2 separate regions of the Homo sapiens genome follow, and region 1 is linked to region 2. A link is a contact called in ENCODE Hi-C or POLR2A ChIA-PET data. All regions are on one chromosome and are shown on one strand. Each heading gives the region's core, a stretch centred on a gene start or an enhancer-like site at or near the end of the contact. The rest is flanking DNA. Distances are from core to core; before and after follow the strand shown. Region 1 overlaps SLC7A6 (solute carrier family 7 member 6). Region 2 overlaps NFATC3 (nuclear factor of activated T cells 3).

Region 1 (6,319 bases), core at 3,235-5,734, 74 kb before region 2:
GACCCCTGTCCTCAGGGGTGTCCATTCTCATACACAGCAGTGGTTCCCTAAGGAACAGATCTTCAGGGGAGGATTACTCAAAACCCAATTTGACCCCAGGATGCTCCTGAGCCTCCAGGGACATCCACATGGCTAGCTCTACTAACTTGATATAAGTACACAGGCTAGACCAGCAGTCTAAGAATCAACAAGGGCAATTCTTTTTTTCTTTTTCTTTTTCTGTTTTTTGAGACAGAGTTTCGTTCTTGTTGCCCAGGCTGGAGTGCAATGGCAAGATCTTGGCTCACTGCAACCTCTGCCTCCCAGTTTAAGGCGATTCTCCTGCCTCAGCCTCCCGAGTAGCTGGGATTAGAGGCACCCACCACCACCCCCGGCTAATTTTTTGTATTTTTAGTAGAGACAGGGTTTCTCCATGTTGGCCAGGCTGGTCTCAAACTCCTGACCTCAGGTGATCCATCTGCCTCAGCCTCCCGGCCTCCCAGAGTGCTGAGATTACAGGCATGAGCCACCGCGCCCAGCCCAACAAGGGCAATTCTTTTTTTTTTTTTTTTTTTGAGATGGAATCTTGCTCTGTCACCTAGGCTGGATGGAGGGCAGTGGCACAATCTCGGCTTACTGCAACTTCCGCCTCCTGTTTTCAAGCCATTCTCCTGCCTCAGCCTCCTAAGTAGCTGGGATTACAGGCGCGCACCACCATGCCCAGCCAATTTTTGTATTTTTAGTAGAGACAGGGTTTCTCTATGTTGGTCAGGCTGGTCTCGAATTCCTGACCTGCTGATTCGCCCACCTCAGCCTCCCAAAGTGTTAGGATTACAGGCGTGAGCCACCGTGCCGGGCCAAGGGCAATTCTTAAAAGCACAGCTTTTTAGACTCCACACCAACCAGAATGTGATCCAACAGATTTGAGATTAGGGTCTCAGCTCCCCGGGTGACTGTACACAGCCACATTTAGGGACTGATGACCTAGAGAACTGGGCTGTGAAATGATTGAGATATCTGTGGCTAAAGACACCTCAAGACCTCTCTAGGGCTCATGAGATCTTGGTAGGCCTGTTACCCTCACTGCCAGTCCTCTCTGATCCAGGAATGAAAAGCTTTCTAAAGCCAACATTTAGGAAAGACACTGCCAATTTCACAATATTTTAATATTTTTCTGAGAGCTGACTTGGGGAGGGATTGCTGAATACAAGTCCAGATGAAAAGTAAAGGCTGCAAAATAACCACCCATTTCCATACCCCACTTCCAGCTCCATATACCCTGCCACCTGTCTCAAGGAGGGCCCAGTCTTCCTACTTGTAGCTTGGCAGTCACAGACCACAAACAGGAGCCACTCTATCCCCACAGATTACTTTTATGACCCAATCATGACCCAAGCTTCAGGAGCTCCTAGGCCCTTGGCTGGCTTCCTGCAATGCTCCCAGCCTCCACCAAAGGAAACCAGCCCTGAGGGACAGGCTGACTCATGTCCACTTGGCCAAGCCAGCCTGGCCCAAAAAGCCCAGAAAGAAATCTACTCCCATCTCTTGCACTCACTGACACATGCTAGCATGTACATAGAAACAGCCGAGCAGTGAAGCTAACAGAGTCGCCATGTTCTCCTCAGGGAATCCAGAGGAACTGTTGGTGGTACCCCCCTTCCCACCACTTACCCTGGCACAGTTTAACAAGGCCCATGACAATGATGGCAATGAGCGCTACGACCTTGGCGTAAGTGAACGTGTCCTGCACACGTGTGCCCCACTTGACATAGGCACAGTTCACAAATGTCAGCAGACCTAGGAGGAAAACCACAAAGTCACTGGCAGGCTTGAGTTGAGGGCACAGGGGCCCAACCCCTCTTTACAGAGAGCACTCTTTCTGCCCTTCCTGCCTAAGGCAAAGGGGCCAATGGACCAGTCAGAACAAGGCGAACTGGCAAGCGAGGGGACACCCTGCACCCGCCCCAGCTGACAGCACACAGGCACTTCCATCACTACTGGTGCTCAAGGATATGAAGGCATGCGTGAACACATACTTATACATCCTGATGGCTAGCACCATTTCTGGGAATTCCCCCCAGGCCCAGGGATGGGTGATTTCACCTACTCTTTCCCACCCAGACTCCCAAGGTTCCAAACCACAGGAGACACAAGACCTCTTCATGGCCAAAAGAAACTCATCAGTAAGTGAGGTAAATTTGAATGCAGATGGCAGGTTACCTAAGAAATTAGAGAGACAGTGTTTTGCATTAAGTGTAAAAATGAGGCCAGGTGCAGTGGCTCACACCTGTAATCCCAGCACTTTGGGAAACTGAGGCAGATGGATCATGTGAGCCCAGGAGTTAGAGACCAGCCTGGGCAACATGGAGAAACCCTGTCCCTACAAAAAATACAAAAATTAGCTGGGCGTGGTGGTGCACACCTGTAGTCCCAGCTACTCAGGAGGCTGAGGAGGGAGGGTCGCTTGAGCCTAGGAGGTTGAGGCAGCAGTGAGCCGTGCACTCCAGCCTGATGACAGAGTAAGACCTCGTCTCAAAAAAAAAAAAAAAAGGAGAAAAAGAAAAGTCTGTTATATGCCTGACAATTTCACATACACCTCTCCATCAATTCTCACGACTCCAAAATACAGATATTCCTATTCCCATTTTATGGATGAGGAAACTGAGGTGAGAGAAGCTAACTACCATTTCTAAGTTCACATTCCCAAGCCCACTGATCGCTTCCACCCTCATTCCTACCCATACCTCCCAATTCTCAATGAAGTCCATGGAGAAGCGCACCCACTCGAGTACTCCCTAGGCTCACGTGGCTTTAAGTTCTAGCTCCTCACACACTTCAGTGACATCTGGGCCCTGTGCTGAGAGCCCCGGCACTTTGCTCCTGCTAAACAATGACTGATCCATGGGGACGACATAAGAGCAATATCCAGCAGGAAGGAACGCAGTGACATCTGTGAGTACTGCCTCTAGCATACAAAAACAGAACTTTTATGTGCACCTCAAATCTTACTACAAAATCTTTTGGGCCCATCCTCTAGGCCAACTCCACTTACTCCTACCCACTTTGCACTCTCTCCTTCAGCCAGACTCTCTCTCTTACTCGTACCGTACACACACATAAAAAGAAATGTCCTCCCCTCCTCTTCCTGCCATAGCCAACAGCAACTCCCAGTCAAGGTCTAGTTCAGCCCCCACTTCCTCTTCCTCTGTAAAACCTTCTCTGAATACACCACCCCACCCCTCTCTGAGCTCTTTCTCTCCTGAACCACATGGCATTCCTGCTTCTTAGCACAGGTTAGTGTCTATGCTATCATCATGTAGACACCTGTCTCAAGTCTCTCCCTCAGGTGATTGGGTCATGCTTCTCCCAAGATCACAAATTCTCAGAAGGTAACAGCAGTATATCATTTTATTTTCCTTCTTTCCTTCTTTTTTTTTTTTTTTTTTTTTTTGAGACAGGGTCTTGCTCTGTCACCCAGGCTGGAGTGGGTGCGATCACAGCTCACTGCAGCCTCGATGTCCAGGGCTCAAGTGATCTTCCCACCTCAACCTCCTATTAGCTGGGACCACAGGTGCACACCACCACACCCAGCTAATTAAAAAAAAATTATTTTGTAGAGACAGGGGTCTTGCTGTATTGTCCAGGCTGGTCTGGAACTCCTGGGCTCAAGCAATCCTCCTGCCTCAGCCTCCCATATTAGGATTACAGGCATGAGCCACTATGCCTGGCCACGTTGTTTTCTTAAGCTCATCACCAAGCAAAGAGGGGCACTGATAAACCCTGGTTGGAACCAAGGTGGTAAGATTTTCACTCTAACTTCCAATTCCCTGGAGCAAGGCAAATTGTCAGAAAGTTGGATATTCTTCCATTCAAATGGAGAGAAGTGCCTATGGCCAGCCTGTGAAAATGAACACAGGTGGCAGGTGCCAGGCTCAATGGCTTCAAAGAGCTTTCACTCAGTACACTGGCCAGTAACACAGGTGCTTACTAGTCAATCATGATGTGGGAGTAGGGGGACAGTGGTCAAATGGGAGGGGAGAAGCAGCCCAAAGAAATGCATGCTGCTGGCAGGTCTTCCCAGGGACCTACCCTGATGATCAAAGCTACCTGTATGGGGTTAAGCCTCAATCAGCTAACATAAGGATTACCTAGTTAATAGGTACCAGTAATCCATAGGCCCCTACACAGTACAGTAGCCATGTTTTGAAGTACCTGCCCAGCTCCTTCTTGGGAATTGCTCCCCCTTCCCTATCATGACTGATGGAGCCAGACACTGGACCCAAGTTGAGCCTGTTACATTGCCTCTCCCAGAAACACAGAGTTGGAATACCAAGAAACTGAATCTAACAGTAATGGGCAGAAGGGTCAGGAGCTACAGCAAGTGAAAGTCACATACAAGCCCTTAGTAACAAAGGGACAGAAACCATAAGTAAATAGAGGAAGGAAGCAGAACACAAAAAGAAGCAGAAGTGGGAGGGCATGCAGCTTAGACAAAAAGACAGACAGGGGGCCGGGGCAGCGGTGCACACCTGGAGTCCCAACTGTGTGGGAGGCTGAGGTGGGAGAACTGCCGAACCCAGGAGTCCGGGCCTATAGTGCACTGTAATAGCATCTGTGAATAGTCACTGCACTCCAGCCAGGGCAACAGAGTGAGAACTTGTCTCTAAAAAAAAAAAAAAAAAAGACGAGAAAATACACAGAAGAGACAGAGGGGTGAGAGATAAGAGACAAGGAGGCAGAGACAGAAGAGGATAAAAGGAGAGAAACACAAAAAGGTGGAAATAAACATGGAGAAAGAGACTGTCTGACAATATCCTGGCAGTGCTAACTGTGCTTCTGGTTTGCAGCTCCAAGGGGAAGAGAAGCTGATACACTCCTCAGACCCACTAACTGGCACTGGGTCTCACTTCTGATCCTTCTCCTTCCTTCTATCCTGCCATAAATGTCCTACAGGTTTGGTCCTCTCTGTGCACAGGTAAATATTACACACAGTGGAAATTCAACTATGTGCTAAACTAATGAATAAAGAAGGCTGCTTGTGGAAATGCCTGCAGAGTCCATTCCAATAGACCAGCTGGAAGGATACAAAAGCACCTGGTCAGAGTGGCTCCTCTGGGGAGAAAGACTAAAGCTGTGGAGAGGGAAGGAGACTTTTTCCACTCTGTGGTTTACCATGGTTTACCGTGAACATACGCCTCTTTCTAGATAAAAATAAAAATAGTTCGTGCTCACTTCAGCAGCACATATACTAAAATTGGAACGACGCAAAGAAGATTAGCATGGCCCCTGAAAATTTTTAAAAGAATTTGTTTAAAAATAAAAATGGTTCATTAGCAACAATGTAGCACCAGAAGGCAGAGCCAGGGTAGTGTGAAGCTAGGAGGCACCTAGGGCACAAAATTTAAGGAGGCACTCACTCTCAGGGGACCACATGCCGGAACCTGAGAGTGAGTACGCCCTTCAACGCTGACCCCAGGCACCTCGTTTGCCTCACCCTACTATCAGCCCTGCCAGAGAACAGAGAGCTCCTAGAACAGTCTGTCAAGCAGAAGCCAAGTCCCTTGACTGTTCTCCTGATTCTAATTAAGAAACAAAATTTCACCATCTGATCCTTACTCCTCTATTGCTTCCCAGAACTCCCAGCCCCCCTAGCTTACCATAAACTATCAGAGTTCAAACAAAGTCAACAACTGGGCCTTAAAGCCAGATGCTAAGATTCAGCTACCACAATTAAAACATCCAAGCCTTCCCTCTTCTCCTGATCTCATTTCCTTGCTGGACAAGCCTGCACCAAGGAGCGTGGGACCCACGTGAGGGTCTTCAAGGCTCTCTGGGAGCTTATTGCTGAGAAAGGAGTACTCAAATGGCAGATCCAAACTGAAAGCCAAAGCAGAAACAAATCCCCAAAGTCTCTGTGGCAGACATGGCTAGTTATCTTCCTCTATCTGTTCTTCCCTTTTTCATTCGTAATAGAAATTTTAGCTGAAGGCATGGCTGTCCAAAATAAAGCTGACATTGCCCAGCCTCTCCTGCAGGTAGGTACGGCTGTGCAACCAGGTTTTCTCCCGGGATGTATGCAAATATTTCATATAAGACCTCAGAAAGTGTCTTTAAATGGGGGAGGCAGTGTCTTTGTCCTTCTTGTCAGTTACAGTGCAGACATGACAGCTAGAGCTTCAATAACCATCCTGGACCACCAGCTAGAAGTCACAGGCTGAGGATGGCAGGAAGACAGAAGGAATAAACCTGGCTCCCTGAAGAACTGAAGTCATCCAAACCACACTGCCTCCTTTTAACATGTGAGAGAAACAAACATCAACATGTTTGAGCCATGCTGCTA
Region 2 (6,596 bases), core at 582-3,081:
TCCCAGCTACTTGGGAGGCTGAGGCAGAAGAATGGCGTGAACCTGGGAGGTAGAGCTTGCAGTGAGCCAAGATCACGCCACTGCACTTCAGCCTGGGCAACAGAGTGAGACTCCATCTCAAAAAAAAAAAAAAAAAAAAAAGAGAAAGAAATAGAACAAAATAGAAGATAGCAGGCTGCATTCCCTCTAATAAAGGTTAAGAATTGGTTTGTGAGACTTTAACATTAGTTGTATATGTATGTATTTTTTGTGTACTGGGTCACAACATAATCCTTGTATTTTATTGTAGGAAGCTGTCAAAAATGTTTGAAAGTCACTGCACAAAAGAAGAGTCACCACTGGTCAGTTTTGCAGTACTGGCTAAAGCATTCAGATGCCCCAAGAGTCAAAAACACAATAACGAAATAGTGAGACTCCGACTCAAACAACAACAACAACAACAACTCTCATCTTTTTGCCTATAAGGAATTATTCTTGGCCTCTGTTGTACAACTTCAAGTAAAAGGACCTAACCTACTTAGAAGGGAAAAATCTGCATGTAGTCTCTATGAACACTAACTAATACCTTCCTTTTAAGCAGATAAAAAAAGAAAAACAAAGGAAGAGTCAATCTGTACAAAATGCACCCTCACTATAGGGGTCAAAACAAAACAAAATCCAGAAATCCTTTGGTTAAGCAAAATTTTTCTGACTTAAGCTTGTTTATTATTTGAGATCACTCACCTAGTTTTCAGAGGTGATTTAAAGATTACAGTGTGTGCAAAGTATTTTAAATACTGAAAATATCAAAATACTCTTTCTGGGGGTTCCCAATCTCCACAACTGAATCCTCCAAAACAGACTTGAAGGTATAGAACATGTGATTACAGGTACAGCAGCATAAAAATCATAAGAAAGCATCCCAGGAACAAAGCAAGAGGCCAACACACACTATGGGAGCTTTTGTGAGTGGATGAATTCAGTGGTACTTTCAGATTGTGCTTTACAGAAACTTGCAGTGCTCCAGAAATCCTTCTAGTTCCTTGAAGCACTTTCGTGAGCTCCAAAATATACCTCATTCATCTCTCCTGATCACAAGAACTTTGACCAAACATTTACAAAAGTGTGCCGGGCACGGTGCCTCATGCCTGTAATCCCAGCACTTTGGGAGGCCAAGGCGGGTAGATCACCTGAGGTCAGGAGTTCGAGACCAGCCTGGCCAGCATGGTGAAACCCCGTCTCTACTAAAAACACAAAAATTAGCTGGGCGTGTGGTAGATGCCTGTAATCCCAGCTACTCAGGAAGCTGAGGCAGGAGAATTGCTTGAACCTGGGAGGCGGAAGTTGCAGTGAGCTGAGATCATGCCATTGCACTCCAGACTGGGCAACAGGGTGAGACTCCGACTCAAACAACAACAACAACAACAACAACAACAAAAAACATTTACAGAAGAAGAGTTTCAGCCGGGCACAGTGGCTCACGCCTGTAATCCCAGCACTTTGGGAGGCCGAGGCGGGAGGATCACAAGGTCAGGAGATAGAAACCATCCTGGCCAACATGGTGAAACCCCGTCTCTACTAAAAATACAAAAATTAGCTGGGCATAGTGGTGAGTGCCTGTAATCCCAGCTACTCGAGAGGCTGAGGCAGGAGAATGGCGTGAACCCGGGAGGTGGAGGTTGCAGTGAGCTGAGATCGCGCCACTGCACTCCAGCCTGGCGACAGAGCGAGACTCCATCTCAAAACAAAACAAAGAAAAAAGAGTTTCGATTCTTTTGAAACTCTTAAAAAGATTAAAGAAAAGGAAACACTTCCTAACTCATTATGAGGCCAGAATTTACTCTGACACAAAGCCAGAAAAAGATACTATAAGAAAAGAAAAGGCTAGGCACAGTGGCTTACACCTGGGAGGCTAAGGTGGGTGGATCACGAGGTCAGGAGTTCGAGACCAGCCTGGCCAATATGGTGAAACCCCATCTCTACTAAAAATACAAAAAAATTAGCCGGGCATGGTGGTGCGCACTTGTAGTCCCAGCTACTCGGGAGGCTGAAGCAGAAGAATCGCTTGAACTGGGGAGGCAGAGGTTGCAGTGAGCCGAGGTCACACCACTGCATTCCTGCCTGAGCGACAGAGCAAGACTCCATCTCAAACAAACAAAAAAACAAAAAAACTACAGAATATTCTTTATGAATATAGATGCAAAAATCAACAAAACACTAACACAATTCAGCAGCATATTAAAAGGATGATACATTAAGACCAAGTGAGTTTTATTCCCAGAATGCAAGGATGATTCAACAAATGAAAATCAATTAAAGTAATATGCCAAATTAGTTGAACAAAAGAAAAAAAAACATACTCCTGACTGGCATGGGCAACATGGCAAGACCCTACCTCTACAAAAATTAATTTAAAAACCACATGATCATCTCGATAGATGCAGAAAAGTGTTTGTAAAAATTCTTTTATTTTTTTTGAGACAAGGTGTCACTCTGTCACCAAGGCTGGTGTGCAGTGGCACAATAATGGCTCACTGCAGCCTCTACCTCCCAGGCTCAAGCAATCCTCCCACTTCAGCTTCCCAAGTATTTGGGACCACAGCACCTGGCTAATTTTTTGTATTCTTTTTTTTTTTCTTTTTTTTTTTTTGAGAAGGAATCTCACTCTGTCGCCCAGGCTGGAGCGCAGTGGCATGATCTTGGCTCACTGCAAGCTCCGCCTTCCGGGTTCACGCCATTCTCCTGCCTCAGCCTCCCGAGTAGCTGGGACTACAGGTGCCCGCCACCATGCCCAGCTAATTTTTTTGTATTTTCAGTAGAGATGGAGTTTCACTGTGTTAGCCAGGATGGTCTCAATGTCCCGACCTCGTGATCCGCCCACCTCGGCCTCCCAAAGTGCTGGGATTACAGGCGCGAGCCACTGCACCTGGCCATTTTTTGTATTTTTAGCAGAGATGGGATTTCATGTTGCCCAGGCTGGTCTTGAACTCTTGGGCTCGAGCAATCTGCCCACCTCGGCCTCCCAAAGTGCTAGGACTACAGGATTGAGCCAACATGCCCAGAGTGAGTGTGACTGTGAGTGTGTGTGTGTGTGTGTCTGTGTGTGTGTTGGGGGGCAGGGGGGTTAGCCAGAGTTTTATTCGTTCATTTCTTGCATTTGAAGTACTTCAACTACTACACAACTGCAACGAACCACTTTACGGGGTTTCCCCTCTCTGTCAATTTTACAGAGACCTAACCATTCCCCCTAGCTTCTTGTCATCAACCTTAAGTAGGTTGATTTGGTGTTCAGCACAAAGAACCTCTATGAACTTGACATAGGCTCATCACAGTTGGATGCAAACACACAAAAGATGGGCCTGACCCTTCAGCAGCTTTGCAAATTCCACGTGCTAGGCCATCATGGGTGAGGACAGTCTTCAACACCTCTTGTAAAGCAGTATTAACAGCCACCACACCTCCAGCAGCAACACCTTCCGTGGCCATGGTGGTGGTCTACGGGTGAAGCTGAATCTTGAATGCACCCAAGCCTCTGCCTCCACTCAACTCAGCAGTGGCAGGGAAAGAACTCTTTTTCTTTGAGACGGTCTCACTCTGTTGCCCAGGCTGGAGTGCAGTAGCATCCCAATCACGGCTCACTGCAGCCTCCACCTCCTGGGTTCTAGCTATCTGCCCGCCTCAGCCTCCCAAAGTGCTGGTATCACAGGCGTGAGCCACCGTGCCCAACTCATTTATCAAAATTCAATGCTCTTTCAAGATGAAAACATTCAATAAACAAAGAATAGAAGGAATTTCCTCAATATGAAAAAGGCCATATATGAAAAACTGTTAGTTCCTATCATTATCAACAAAGAACAAAAGCTTTCCCCCTAAGATCACAAACAAAGCAAAGATGCCCACTCTTTCACCACTTCTACTAGCCTACCACTAGAAGTTCTAGCCAGAGCAATTAGGTTAGAAAAATAAATAAATACATAAAGCCCATCCAAATTAAAAAGGAAGAGAGAAAATTATCTCTATTCACGAATGGCATGATAGTATAAACATAAAACTCTAAAGAATCCACACAGACAAAAAAATGTTAGCACTAACAAATAAAGTCACCAAAGTGGCAGAATATAGAATCAACACACAATATTCAGTTGTACTTCTATATACTTGGAATGAAAGGTCCAAAAAAAATTAAGAAAACAATTCTTGTTTTGGGGTTTTTTTTTTTGGTTTGTTTTTGAGACGGAGTCTCAGGCTGGAGTGCAGTGGCATAATCTTGGTTCACTCCAACTTCTGTCTCCCAGGTTCAAGCGATTCTCCTGCCTCAGTCCCACAAATAGCTGGGATTACAGGCATATGCCACCACACCCAGCTAATTTTTGTATTTTTAGTAGAGACAGAGTTTCCCCATGTTGGCCAGGTGGGCCCACGTTAGCCAGGTTGGTCTTGAACTCCTGAACTCAGGTGATCAGCCTGCCTCAGCCTCCCAAAGTGCTGGGATTACAAGTGTGAGCCGCTGTGCCCAATCTTAAGAAAAACAATTCTATTTACAGTGGCATCAAAAAGAATAAAATACTTAGGAATTAACCAAAGAGGCATAAGATTTCTACATTGAAAACTAGACCGGGCATGGTGGCTCATGCCTATAACCCTGCACTTTGGGAGGCTAAGGCGGGTGGCTCACCTGAGGTCAGGAGTTTGAGACCAGCCTGACTAATATGGAGAAACCCCATCTCTAATAAAAATACAAAAAATTAGCCAGGCGTGGTGGTGTGAGCCTGTAAACCCAGCTACTCAGGAGGCTGAGGCAGGAGAATCGCTTGAACTTGGGAGGTGGAGGCTGCAGTGAGCCAAGGTCATGCCACTACACTCCAGCTTGGGTGACACAGCCAGATTCCGTCTCAAAAATAAATAAATAAATAAAATAAAGGATTTGGATAGACAAGAAAATATACAAATGGACAACAGGCACATGAAAAGATGCTCAACACCATTAGTCAATAGGGAAATGCAAATCAAAATTATAATGAATATAACTTAATACCCAGTAGGATGGCTATTATTTTAAAAATGGAAAATAACATGTGTTGGCAAGGGTATAAAGAAACTGAAAGCCTTATACATTGTAAATGTAAAATGGTGTGGCTGCTGTAGGATTAAAAAAAATAGTGGTTCCTCAAAAAGTTGAACATGGAGGCTGGGCTTGGTGGCTCACGCCTGCAATCCCAGCACTTTGGGAGGCTGAGGAGGGTGGGTGACCTGAGGTCAGAAGACAGATCAGTGTGGCCAACATGGTGAAACCCCGTTTTTACTAAAAATACAAAAATTAGCTGGGCGTGATGGCACATGCCTGTAATCCCAGCTACTCAGGAGGCTGAGGCATGAGAATCGCTTCAACCCAGGAGGCAGAGACTTCAGTGAGCCCAGATCGCACCACTGCACTCCAGCCTGGGTGACAGAGTGGGACTCCATCTCAAAAAGAAAGTTGAACACAGAATTACCATAGGACCCAGCAATTCCACTCTTACGTAAACACACAAAAGTACTGAAAAGAGGGACTCAAACAGTATGTATGCCAGTGTTCACAGCAGCATTATTCCCAACAGCCGAGAGGGAAACAATACAAATTATCTTTTTTTTTTTTTTGAGATGGAGTTTTGCTCTTGTTGCCTAGGCTGGAGTGCAATGGCATGGTCTCGGCTCACTGCAACCTTTGCCTCCCAGGCTCAAGCGATTCTCCTGTCTCAGTCTTCCGAGTAGCTGAGATTACAGGCGCCCACCACCATGCCCAACTAATTTTTGTATTTTTAGTAGAGATGGGGTTTCACCGTGTTGGTCAGGCTGGTCTCGAACTCCTGACCTGAGGTGATCCACCTGCCTCAGCCTCCCAGGTGCTGGGATTACAGGCGTGAGCCACCGAGCCCTGTCCATCTTTTTTTTTTTTTTTTTTTAATATGTATGCGTTCATCAACTTTTTTTGAGACAGGGTCTCTGTTGCCCGGGTTGGAGTGCATGGTGCAATCTCAGCTCACTGCAACCTCCATCTCCTAAGCTCAGGTGATCCTCTCATCTCAGCCTCCTGAGTAGCTAGAACTACAGGCGCACACCACCACGCCCAACTAATTTTTAAATTTTTTATAGACATGGGGTCTCGCCATGTTGCCCAGGCTGGTCCTGATCTTCTGGGCTCAGGCAATCCACCCACCTCAGCTTCCCAATGTGCTGGGATTAGAGACGTGAGCTACTGTGCCTAGGCCCAAATTATTTTTCACCAGATGAATGGATAAACAAGATGTGGTGTACACAAAAAATTGAATATTATTCCTCCATATGGAATATTATATGTAAATAATATGCTATATAAAAATATTCCAATAGATTATTCCTCCGTATGCTTACAATATGGATGAGCCTTGAAAACATTATGCTAAGTGAAATAAGCCAGACAAAAAAGGAAAAACATTGTGTAATCCCACTTATATGAAGTATCTAGAGTAGGGAAATTCATAGAGACAGAAAGCAGAGTACAGGTTACCAGGGGCTGGGAGGACGGGAAGGAAATGAGTAGTTATTACTTTAATAGAGTTGTAGTTTGGGTGATGAAAAACTTCTGGAAATAGAAAGTG

The links. Hi-C counts contacts between places; a loop is a spot of excess contacts on that map. ChIA-PET counts read pairs that join two places held with the same protein, here RNA polymerase II (POLR2A). Pooled maps may share reads with other maps.
Region 1: a loop to region 2 is called in a pooled map, with 2.5 times the contacts of the local background. The contact joins two enhancer-like sites. A Hi-C loop is called at or near these places in 2 of 50 pooled maps. POLR2A ChIA-PET finds 5 or more read pairs at or near these places in 5 of 52 experiments (A673, AG04450, CD4-positive, alpha-beta T cell and 2 more).

Annotation. Positions count from the first base shown.
Region 1 is chr16:68,283,203-68,289,521 of GRCh38, reverse strand. It overlaps SLC7A6 (solute carrier family 7 member 6), which reads right to left. Exons shown (of 11, transcript NM_003983.6): 4 at 1,651-1,776. It also overlaps the pseudogene RNU6-1262P. Among named protein-coding and RNA genes, the nearest start is that of SLC7A6, 22 kb to the right of the region's middle. RefSeq lists enhancers at 1-79, 5,161-5,300 and a silencer at 2,862-3,156. Within about 2 kb of position 4,484, at least 15 of the 41 ENCODE cell types and tissues checked have a DNase peak (open chromatin) inside an H3K27ac peak, as active enhancers do; they include CD4-positive, alpha-beta T cell, where a contact is called at or near this core.
Region 2 is chr16:68,206,331-68,212,926 of GRCh38, reverse strand. All of the region lies in intron 9 of NFATC3 (nuclear factor of activated T cells 3), which reads right to left. It also overlaps the pseudogene RPS12P27. Among named protein-coding and RNA genes, the nearest start is that of MIR6773, 24 kb to the left of the region's middle. RefSeq lists an enhancer at 1,714-1,783. Within about 2 kb of position 1,831, at least 2 of the 41 ENCODE cell types and tissues checked have a DNase peak (open chromatin) inside an H3K27ac peak, as active enhancers do; they include CD4-positive, alpha-beta T cell, where a contact is called at or near this core.